Linked DNA regions of Mus musculus: region 1 is linked to region 2. A link is a contact called in ENCODE POLR2A ChIA-PET data. All regions are on one chromosome and are shown on one strand. Each heading gives the region's core, a stretch centred on a gene start or an enhancer-like site at or near the end of the contact. The rest is flanking DNA. Distances are from core to core; before and after follow the strand shown. Region 1 holds the start of Zfp622 (zinc finger protein 622). Region 2 overlaps Retreg1 (reticulophagy regulator 1).

Region 1 (4,292 bases), core at 1,672-4,171, 69 kb after region 2:
AGTGGTAAATAGACTAAGGCTACACCCCTAGCAGAGGACAAACTAGACTGACCACAGTCTGTTCTCTCGAGTTCACTACAGAATCAATGGAGGGAGCAGTGGTGCTCTGAAGAGGAAAAGTAAAGGGTACTGAGAAGCCGAAGATGCTAAATAGGATTGTGAAAATAAACAAGAGCAAGCAGAGAGGAAATCAAGGATAGCAACAAATGCAAAATCAAATAGGAAAAAAAAATCTAGAAATGCTTTTCTTTATATAGCTAATTTCTGCTTTTCATGGAGACTTGAAAATACATATATTTTGCTCACTTCAGCTGGTGAGGAATACTAGATATATTTCTCAAAATGAGATGTTTAGAAAGTTATTCCAAAATTTCTATATAATCTCGAAATAAAAACTTTCTGCAACAAAGAAAAAAAATGAGATTTTACCTTTGCACTACAAAATCGCAGTTTTAAGAAACACTGAATAGACTCTGCCCTGGTATTATTCTAGTGTTGGGTATGGGGCCATGAAAGGGAAGCCTGTTTTCACGGAACTTATACTCAAGATGACTAACATGATGTATGACTAGGCCTTCTGATTTGTGCATAATTATAAGGTTTCCCTGGATGCAGGACTTCCATTGCTAAGCCTGGGAGAAAATAACAAACACTAGTAGTAGCTGCTCTCTCAAAGCAATCCATAAAGTCCACCTGGCCCCACTCCGCTGTTCTTCATGGACTTCTGACCAGGCCTTTCACATTAGATGAGCTGAGAATACTGTAAAAGTACTTAGTCAGGGAGCCGGGTGTGGTGGCGAACGCCTTTAATCCCAGCACTTGGGAGGCAGAGGCAGGTGGATTTCGGAGTTCGAGGCCAGCCTGGTCTACAAAGTGAGCTCCAGGACAGCCAGGGCTATACAGAGAAACCCTGTCTCAAAAAACCAAAATAAATAAATAAATAAATAAAGTACTTAGTCAACACCAGAACTGCACAGGCAAAAGGGAAGCTAACTGCCACCCTATGAAGACAAATATTACTATGGGGAGATTCAATTGACAAGGAAAGAACATCTCTTACTATTAGCCAAGCGAGTCTTCTCTGATGAGACTCCTCCAGCCATGGTAAAATACTAACCCTTCAGGTTACTTCAGCCTTCGCCACAGGTTCACCATGAACTCATGTGAGAGTACATAAGAACCACCTAACTCGGGCACGCTTGCCTTGCAGAAACTGAATGTTTTGATGCTAAATACTAGTGATTCAATATAGCACAACAGATAACAGTGATAAAAAGCAATACCTAGTAAGGACTTAAGAAATGGGGTGTTGCAGCAGTATGTAGCAGAGGATTGCATTGTTTGGCCTCAGTGCCAGAGCATGTGCCTAATCCTCTAGAGACTTGATACCCCAGGGAGGGGCTTTGCAGGAGGGGGGTCACCCTCTCTGAGGTGAAGGGGAGGGAGTATAGGGGAAAGAACTCTGTGAAGGGGACTAGGAGAGGGCAACATTTGGGATATAATTATAATAATAACAAAAACAACAACAACACAAAAAAAATACTGGCATTATTTTTGACAAAAGGCTCTAGAACCCCCCCCCCCCCAAAGGCATTTGGGCAAAGGTTTACAAAAGGGAGCAAGCTGGCAGAAAGATATTCAGGCAGAATAGCATAGCAACGGATTTCTAACACAATACCAAAAATATACTTGCTTAACCTGTTAGAACAATTGACATTGAATCAGGGTGAGTTAAAGGCAGGGATAGAACAGAGGATTTGCCAGGCAGTGGTGGCATACGCCTTTAATCCAAGCACTTGGGAGGCAGAGGCAGGTGGATTTCTGAAGGTCGAGGCCAGCCTGGTCTACAGAGTGAGTTCCAGGACAGCCAGGGCTACACAGAGAAACCCTGTCTCAAGAAAAAAAAAATCGAACTGATATGAATTGCTGCTGTTATACACACAGGGTCTCCAAGGTTTAGTACCCACGATGGAGCGTAAAATCACAGATAGATCCTTTTAAAGTTTTAGATGCTGAAAGAGTATTTCGATCATTAAAAGCAACTTCACCTAGTTTGACTTTTTTGTTTGTTTGTTTTTATTAGGTATTTATTTCATTTACATTTCCAATGCTATCCCAAAAGTCCCCCACACGGTCCCCCACCCACTCCCCTACCCATCCACTCCCACTTTTTGGTCCTGGCGTTCCCCTGTACTGGGGCATATAAAGTTTGCAAGTCCAATGGGCCTCTCTTTCCACTGATGGCCAACTAGGCCATCTTCTGATACATATGCAGCTAGAGACACGAGCTCTGGGGGTAATGGTTAGTTCATATTGTTGTTCCACCTATAAGGTTACTTTCTCTAGCTCCTCCACTGGGGGCCCTGTGATCCATCCAATAGCTGACTGTGAGCATCCACTTCTGTGTTTGTTAGGCCCGGGCATAGTCTCTACTTTGACTTTTTATATGGCTACTTGGATTTAAAAATCTCACATGTGGCTCGGATTATATTTTGTGGGACAGTGGCTAGGCTGTACTTTCGGCTCCCAGCAGGGAATCTTTTCTGTTCAAGAGCTCTGACCGCCCCCTTCGCTGCAAAGAGCTTGGGTCGGTTTGGCCTCCGGAAGTTCCACGCTGTCGCCACGTTTGATCCCCCTTTCCAGAGGCGCGAGAGACAGTCTTGACGGGATCCATCTCTCAAGAGCAGTCCCAGAACCATCCCAGGCACCCACGCCCTTCTTTCCCTCACAAGCCCATCCCTCTGACCTCGTCACGGCAAGCGACACAACCGCTAAGCCCTCAGGAGGCAGCGGCATCCTCCAGGCACACGCCCACCTTTGATTGACAGGGCGGATCCAGGCGCGAAGAGAGCGACATGAAACTTCGTCATTTCCGGGGACCCAGGCGGGCCTTCTTAAGCCAGCTGCCAAGAGTTTCCTGTGCGAGTCGGAAGTTCCCTCACTTAGAACTCGGAAGTTCCCTCACTTAGAGCCCGGAAGCTGGTGTCTGGTGTGTCTTTTCCTGGCTGTGGGCGAAGGAGGTTCTCTGCGTTTGTGGGACTAGAAGGCGGCCGGTCAGGCTTAGAAGGTTCTCGGCTGGGTCGTCTCTGTCTTCCGGGCCCGGGGATGGCGGCTCTCACGTGCATCACCTGCCGGGTGGCGTTCCGCGACGCGGAGCTGCAGCGGGCGCACTACAAGACGGACTGGCACCGCTACAACCTGCGGCGCAAGGTGGCCGCCATGGCCCCGGTGACGGCCGAGGGCTTCCAGGAGCGGGTGCGGGCGCAGCGCGCGGTGGCCGAGGCGGCGGAGGCGAGCAAGGGCGCGGCCACCTACTGCACGGCGTGCGGCAAGAAGTTCGCCACCTTCAACGCCTACGAGAACCACCTCGGCTCCCGGCGGCACGCCGAGCTGGAGCGGAAGGCGGTGCGGGCCGCGAGCCGGCGCGTGGAGCTGCTGAACGCCAAGAACCTGGAGAAGGGGCTGGGCGCGGACGGCGTCGACAAGGACGCCGTGAACGCCGCCATCCAGCAGGCCATCAAGGCCCAGCCCTCCACGTCCCCCAAGAAAGCGCCCTTCGTGCCCACGGACGAGTGCGGGAGGGCGGCGGCGGGCGCACGGGGCGTCCCGGAGCGAGACCCGACGGAGAAGCCGCCCCGGCTCCAGTGGTTCGAACAGCAGGCGAAGAAGCTGGCGAAGCAGCAGTGGGAGGACGGAGAGGAGGAGGGAGAGGAAGAGGAGGAAGACGACGAAGACGAAGGTAGGTAAGGGTCCTGTCGGGGTTGGGGCGAGCGGGAGGCTCCGGGAGACATCGCGATGGAGACGAAGGGCTGGGTCCACGTTCAGCGATGTCGCCCTCCCCTGAGGCCCCCAGCCCGAGCCTTCTTCAGTGTTTACCTTTGCGACATCCATTCCCAGGCTGGACCCTGACTTTCTTCTTATCCTTTTACCGCAGCCTTTGAGGGAGTGGGGTTCCAGGCCCAGGGCATCCCGCCTGGATTTAAAGATGTTTCCTGGTTTATGACTTTTAACTAGTTAAGCAGATGGATTGTAGGCCTCCATACTTTTTTGGTGTTTTTTTGGTTTTTCGAGACAGGGTTTCTCTGTGTAGCCCTGGCTGTCCTGGAACTCACTCTGTAGACCAGGCTGGCCTTAAACTTTAGAAATCCCCCTGCCTCTGCCTCCCAAGTGCTGGGGTTAAAGGCGAGTGCCACCACTGCCGGGCTGTAGACCTCCATTCTTATGCTTGCTCCCGGACGCACCAAACTTCGTGTGGACCCGAAAGGGAACAGTATTTGGGGATTTCTATAGGA
Region 2 (4,652 bases), core at 1,415-3,914:
TAATCAACATTATGTACTGCACAGTTGCCCAGCTCTGTGCTTTGGCCTTGTCAGTTCCTCTGACTAACCCCCGTCTTAGTCAGGGTTTCTATCCCTGCACAAACATCATGACCAAGAAGCAGTTGGGGAGGAAAGGGTTTATTCGGCTTACATTTCCATACTGCTGTTGATCACCACAGGATGCAGGACTGGAACTCAAGCAGGTCAGAAATTAGTAGCTGATGCAGAAGCCATGGAGGGATGTCTTTACTGGCTTGCTTCCCCTGGCTTGCTCAGCTTGCTCTCTTATAGAACCAAGACTACCAGCTCAGAGATGGCACCACCCACAAGGGGCCCTCCCGCTTGATCACTAATTGAGAAAATGCCTTACAGCTGGATCTCATGGAGGCATTTCCTCAACTGAAACTCCTTTTTCTGTGATAACTCCAGCTGTGTCAAGTTGACACAAAACTAGCCAGTACACCCCCCAACAGCTACTTGACTCTCCAGTATCTTTGGTCCACACAGACCCATGGGACAGGCTACAGAGCTATTAGGCACGTCTTCCCAGTGTGCTCTAACTTCTGTCTTGTGTCTCACTACGCTCTCAACATTGGGTAGCCTGCAGTTGGTGTGAGGGGGTGTGAGATTTCCTGCCCCTCTTTCCACGGCAGCTGAGCTGAGAACGCTCAGAGCCACATTAGCATGGACTGGATGCTGTCTTTCTTATAACTCCGTTCTCTTCTGCTTACAACCACCAGTTAGATCCAGTGCTAGCTCCAGTTTCTCATTAACGGGTCTGTAGCTTTACCAGACTAGGTTATCCTAGTAAATGATTCACTGGGCTGTGAATGAAGTTTGGGAAGGGACAGAATCAAAGGGCGTGAGAAGTTCAGCCTTTCAGGGACTTTCTTCCCCGAATTTGTGCTAGGATGGGATCTGTGACATCACTCCTGGGTGACAGTAGTGTTTGTGCACGGTTTCCTTCCGAGATGGCAGAAAGCCTCTGCAGCTCTGCCACTGCAGGTATGGTCCGCCTCTGTCTGTACCTTTCCAAGCATCACCAACGCATGTGTTGACAAGGCCAAACTCATGAGCTCGGTTGGTACTTGAGAAGCCGCACGAGTTTACAGCAACTGCTCCAAGGTCATCATCAGAAAGAAAACCCCACAGACAGGCTTGTTATGTTGGTATTTTGTAGTTGGTAGGTGCTTGATTTGAGAAATTCCCTTTGGAGTCCCTAGAGCCAAATTGAAACAGTTGCAAAAGCGTGGGAGTGCTGGCCCAGAAATCTGGCCCTTGCTTGCTTCTGGGTTTGATCCTTTGCATTGTAAACAAAACACAAAATAACAAGCTTAGAACAAGGATTCTGAAGAACTGATTTTGCCAGCAAAGTGGCTCAGCAGGAAAGGACACATGCCACCAAATATAAGGGCCACCAAGTGTGAGGACCTGAATTTGAACCCTGGAATCCTCAGGGTAGAAGGAGAGGAGACTCCTCAAAGTTAATCTCTGATGTCTGTATATGTGGTGCCCCCCCACACCTATTACAGACATAAATAAACATTTTTTAGAAGAACTGATTATATATATGTGTGTATATATGTATATGTGTGTGTGTGTGTGTATGTATATATAATGTCAGACACATTCTTTTCTTAACCCAGAAAACAGAGGAATATAAACACACAAACTTTACATGGAAAAGTGTTTGGCCATGTGCTGTCTTCAAGATGAGCACATCTCTGTTCATCCCAAATGCCATCCCCACTTTCCTTATGCAAGGCTACGCTGCTTTTAAAAATAAAGGTTATTTTAAAAACATGCCACTCACTTCAGTCATATTTGATAAGTAGAGAGCCGAGGACCTGTAATTACCTGACATTAACTAGCTGCTGAATAAAATGATTGTGAAGGTCTGACAGATACTCCAAACACATTTGAGGCAAGTGCGGGACTCGATGGTTACACCTGCCAACCGCTCGTGAGCTCCTGCTCCAGAAGGAACACAGGGGCTCCAGACAAGACGAGCAGGCAGTAAGGGCCAGGCCCGGTCTTGACCTTTCCTTGTCTCCTGGCTCTCTGAGTCCCAGCTGCAGATTACGAAATGTGCCCTGGATGTTGTTTCCAGAGGGCACACGTCCCTTTGATGACAGCTTATTTCTGGATTCCTGGGGCAAATGCTTGAAGTCTGATGACATTCAGGGGTGTGTTTCCCAGGCCAGCATCTGATTAGTCACCAAATTCCAGGGACTCTCCCAGTTGGCTTGCGGTATAGCACGTGAGTCCAGAGATAAAATAACTTATTTCCTCTAGTCTCATTTTAATGGTCCACAAAGCCAAGCCTTGTTCCTTTCTCTGGGCTCTAACTGTGGATGTCGATAGGCCATTTAAAAAATGAAACCCTGTTCTTTGTGGGTAAACAGGGTTGCTAAGGCTTTTGCAGGTGGGGCTCCTTTTAAGGGTGTGTGACCTTATATCTGAAAAGGTGACTCGAGTCACCTCTGAAAAATCTTAGAAAGTAGAGTGAGACCACATCAGGTTCTTTCCGGAGCTCCTCAGTGTTACTTTAACAAGCAACGTGCTTGTCTTTCCTCTCCGTCCACAGACTGGGTCTGTGATCCCTGTCGGGGCTCAGAGGCTCAGCAGGTCTGTGCTATGCCAGGAGGAAGGGCTGTATTAGTTAAGGCCCTGGAGATCCTCTGGATTTTGCAGTACTGCCTTTAAAATGAGGACAGTGGGAGCAGCAGCCTCGCAGAGCTTCAGCCAGGATGCAGCTCACAGAGATGTAACGTTTAACAGCACTGTTGTGCCGTGCACATTGGGCTCCTCTGATCTCTGCTCTTGGTCTCTGTCGTTACTGTCATTTGATTTGAGAAGAGCCACTGATCCGAAGCTGCCTTTATGCCAAGCCCCAGACACCACAGGAGCAGAATCAAGCACTAATCCTGCAGCTGCCCAGATCCCTCACATCACAGACTCCTGTGGTCCAAGTCCCATCTCTTCATCTGTCTGTGAGGTTGGCATCTGGGTCCTCACAGTGGGAGCCAGGCGCCATCTGCTTTCCACTTTAGTGGAGTTGGGTATGTGTGGCAGGATTAAGTTTCCTAGCGTTCTCCACCACTCAGGGTTGCACCATGGCTCTGGAAATCTCTTCGGATTTGGGGTCCTGTGAGATCCATCATTTCTTTCTCTCCTGTGGCTGTGGTAAAATGGAGGGACAGGGCTGTGCTGATCTCAGTTCCTACCCCTGCTAAAACGCAGTGGTTCTGTGACTATAGCCAAAGGCAGAGAGTTCCTGCTCTAAATGTGTTTCCTCTCCCTGGTGTTTGCCCTGAGCACTGTCAAAAACACAGCAGTCACATCATGTGGAGAGGTGGAGATGACTCACTGACACATGGTACCCAAGGCCCACATGCATTTTTTTTAAGTGAGAGTGCTCTCTCTCTCTCTGTCTCCCTCTCCTTCTCCCTCTCTCCCTCTCTCCCTCTCCCTTCCCCTCTCCCTCTCCCTCTCTCTCAAAGGACTTGCCCTTTAGCAAGGAATAAGATCTTGAAATAGCGCTGGGCAGTGGTGACACAAGCCTTTAATCCCAGCACTCGGGAGGCAGAGGAGGGCGGATTTCTGAGTTCTAGGCCAGCCTGGTCTACAGAGTGAGTTGCAGGACAGCCAGGGCTACACAGAGAAACCCTGTCTTGGAAAACAAACAAACAAAAAAAATCTTGAGATCCCATTCCTTTAGGGTATAGGAAATGGCATTTAATTTCAGACATTATAGTGAGATTAAAGGGCTCAGAAGTCTCTAACATGTGTGGTAGAGCCTCTCTCTGAGAAGAGCTGTTAGACTCATCCAGCTAAGTTAGATGGGTTCTTCTGCCAGCGATGGGGGCGGGGGGGGGGGCAGGGACAGATGAGTGAGGATGACTTGGAGCTGGTCAAGGGAAATCAATTGACATTAGACCTTTCAAAACAATGTAGATATTTTTATCTATTTATTGTGTGCTGTGGCGCACATGTGGACATCAGAGGACAGTGTGAAGAAATTGCTGTTGTTCTTCCGGCCTGTGGGTCCTGGGGATTGAACTCAGGTCATGAGGTTTGGTGAAAGTCCTCTTTACCCACTGAGGCACCTTCCCAGCCCTGGTATTGGACTGTTTTGCCTAACCCTCTTGCCCAGTAGTAAGGGCTATGGTTAAAAACGTTCCCCAGAAGGTTTCGTGTGGCCCCAGTACAGGGGAACGCCAGGGCCAAAAAGTGGGAATGGGTGGGTAGGGGAGTGGGGGGGAGGGCATGGGGGACTTTTGGGATAGCATTGGAAATGTAATTGAGGAAAATACGTAATAAAAATATATATTAAAAAAAAAAGAAGGTTTCGTGTGTTAAAAATTTAATGTCCGAGTTCACACGTTAATGGCATTTAGAGGTGGGACTTCTAGGGAGTGACTGTGATTAGATGAAATTATGTGAGACCTGCATAATATCCCTAGTGTGCTGAGCAGAGGGGAGACCCAGTCTGGCACAGGGCAGCTTGGTGCCACATCACGATACAACACAGGGCCTTCATCAGATGCCAGGACCCAGTGTTCATGGATTCTCCAGTCTGCACAGCCCTGTACCAGGACTCAGCATCTCAGGACTGTTAGGATAGGAAGTCAACCGAGGGTCCAGCTGTG

The links. ChIA-PET counts read pairs that join two places held with the same protein, here RNA polymerase II (POLR2A).
Region 1: POLR2A ChIA-PET joins it to region 2 with 10 read pairs in Patski. The contact joins the promoter of Zfp622 here to the enhancer-like site in region 2. POLR2A ChIA-PET finds 5 or more read pairs at or near these places in 4 of 5 experiments (Patski and embryonic stem cell).

Annotation. Positions count from the first base shown.
Region 1 is chr15:25,981,445-25,985,736 of GRCm38, forward strand. Zfp622 (zinc finger protein 622) reads left to right here and starts at 2,922. Exons shown (of 6, transcript NM_144523.3): 1 at 2,922-3,739. The coding sequence starts at 3,106.
Region 2 is chr15:25,913,089-25,917,740 of GRCm38, forward strand. All of the region lies in intron 3 of Retreg1 (reticulophagy regulator 1), which reads left to right. Among named protein-coding and RNA genes, the nearest start is that of Mir7212, 33 kb to the right of the region's middle. Within about 2 kb of position 2,665, at least 2 of the 3 ENCODE cell types and tissues checked have a DNase peak (open chromatin) inside an H3K27ac peak, as active enhancers do.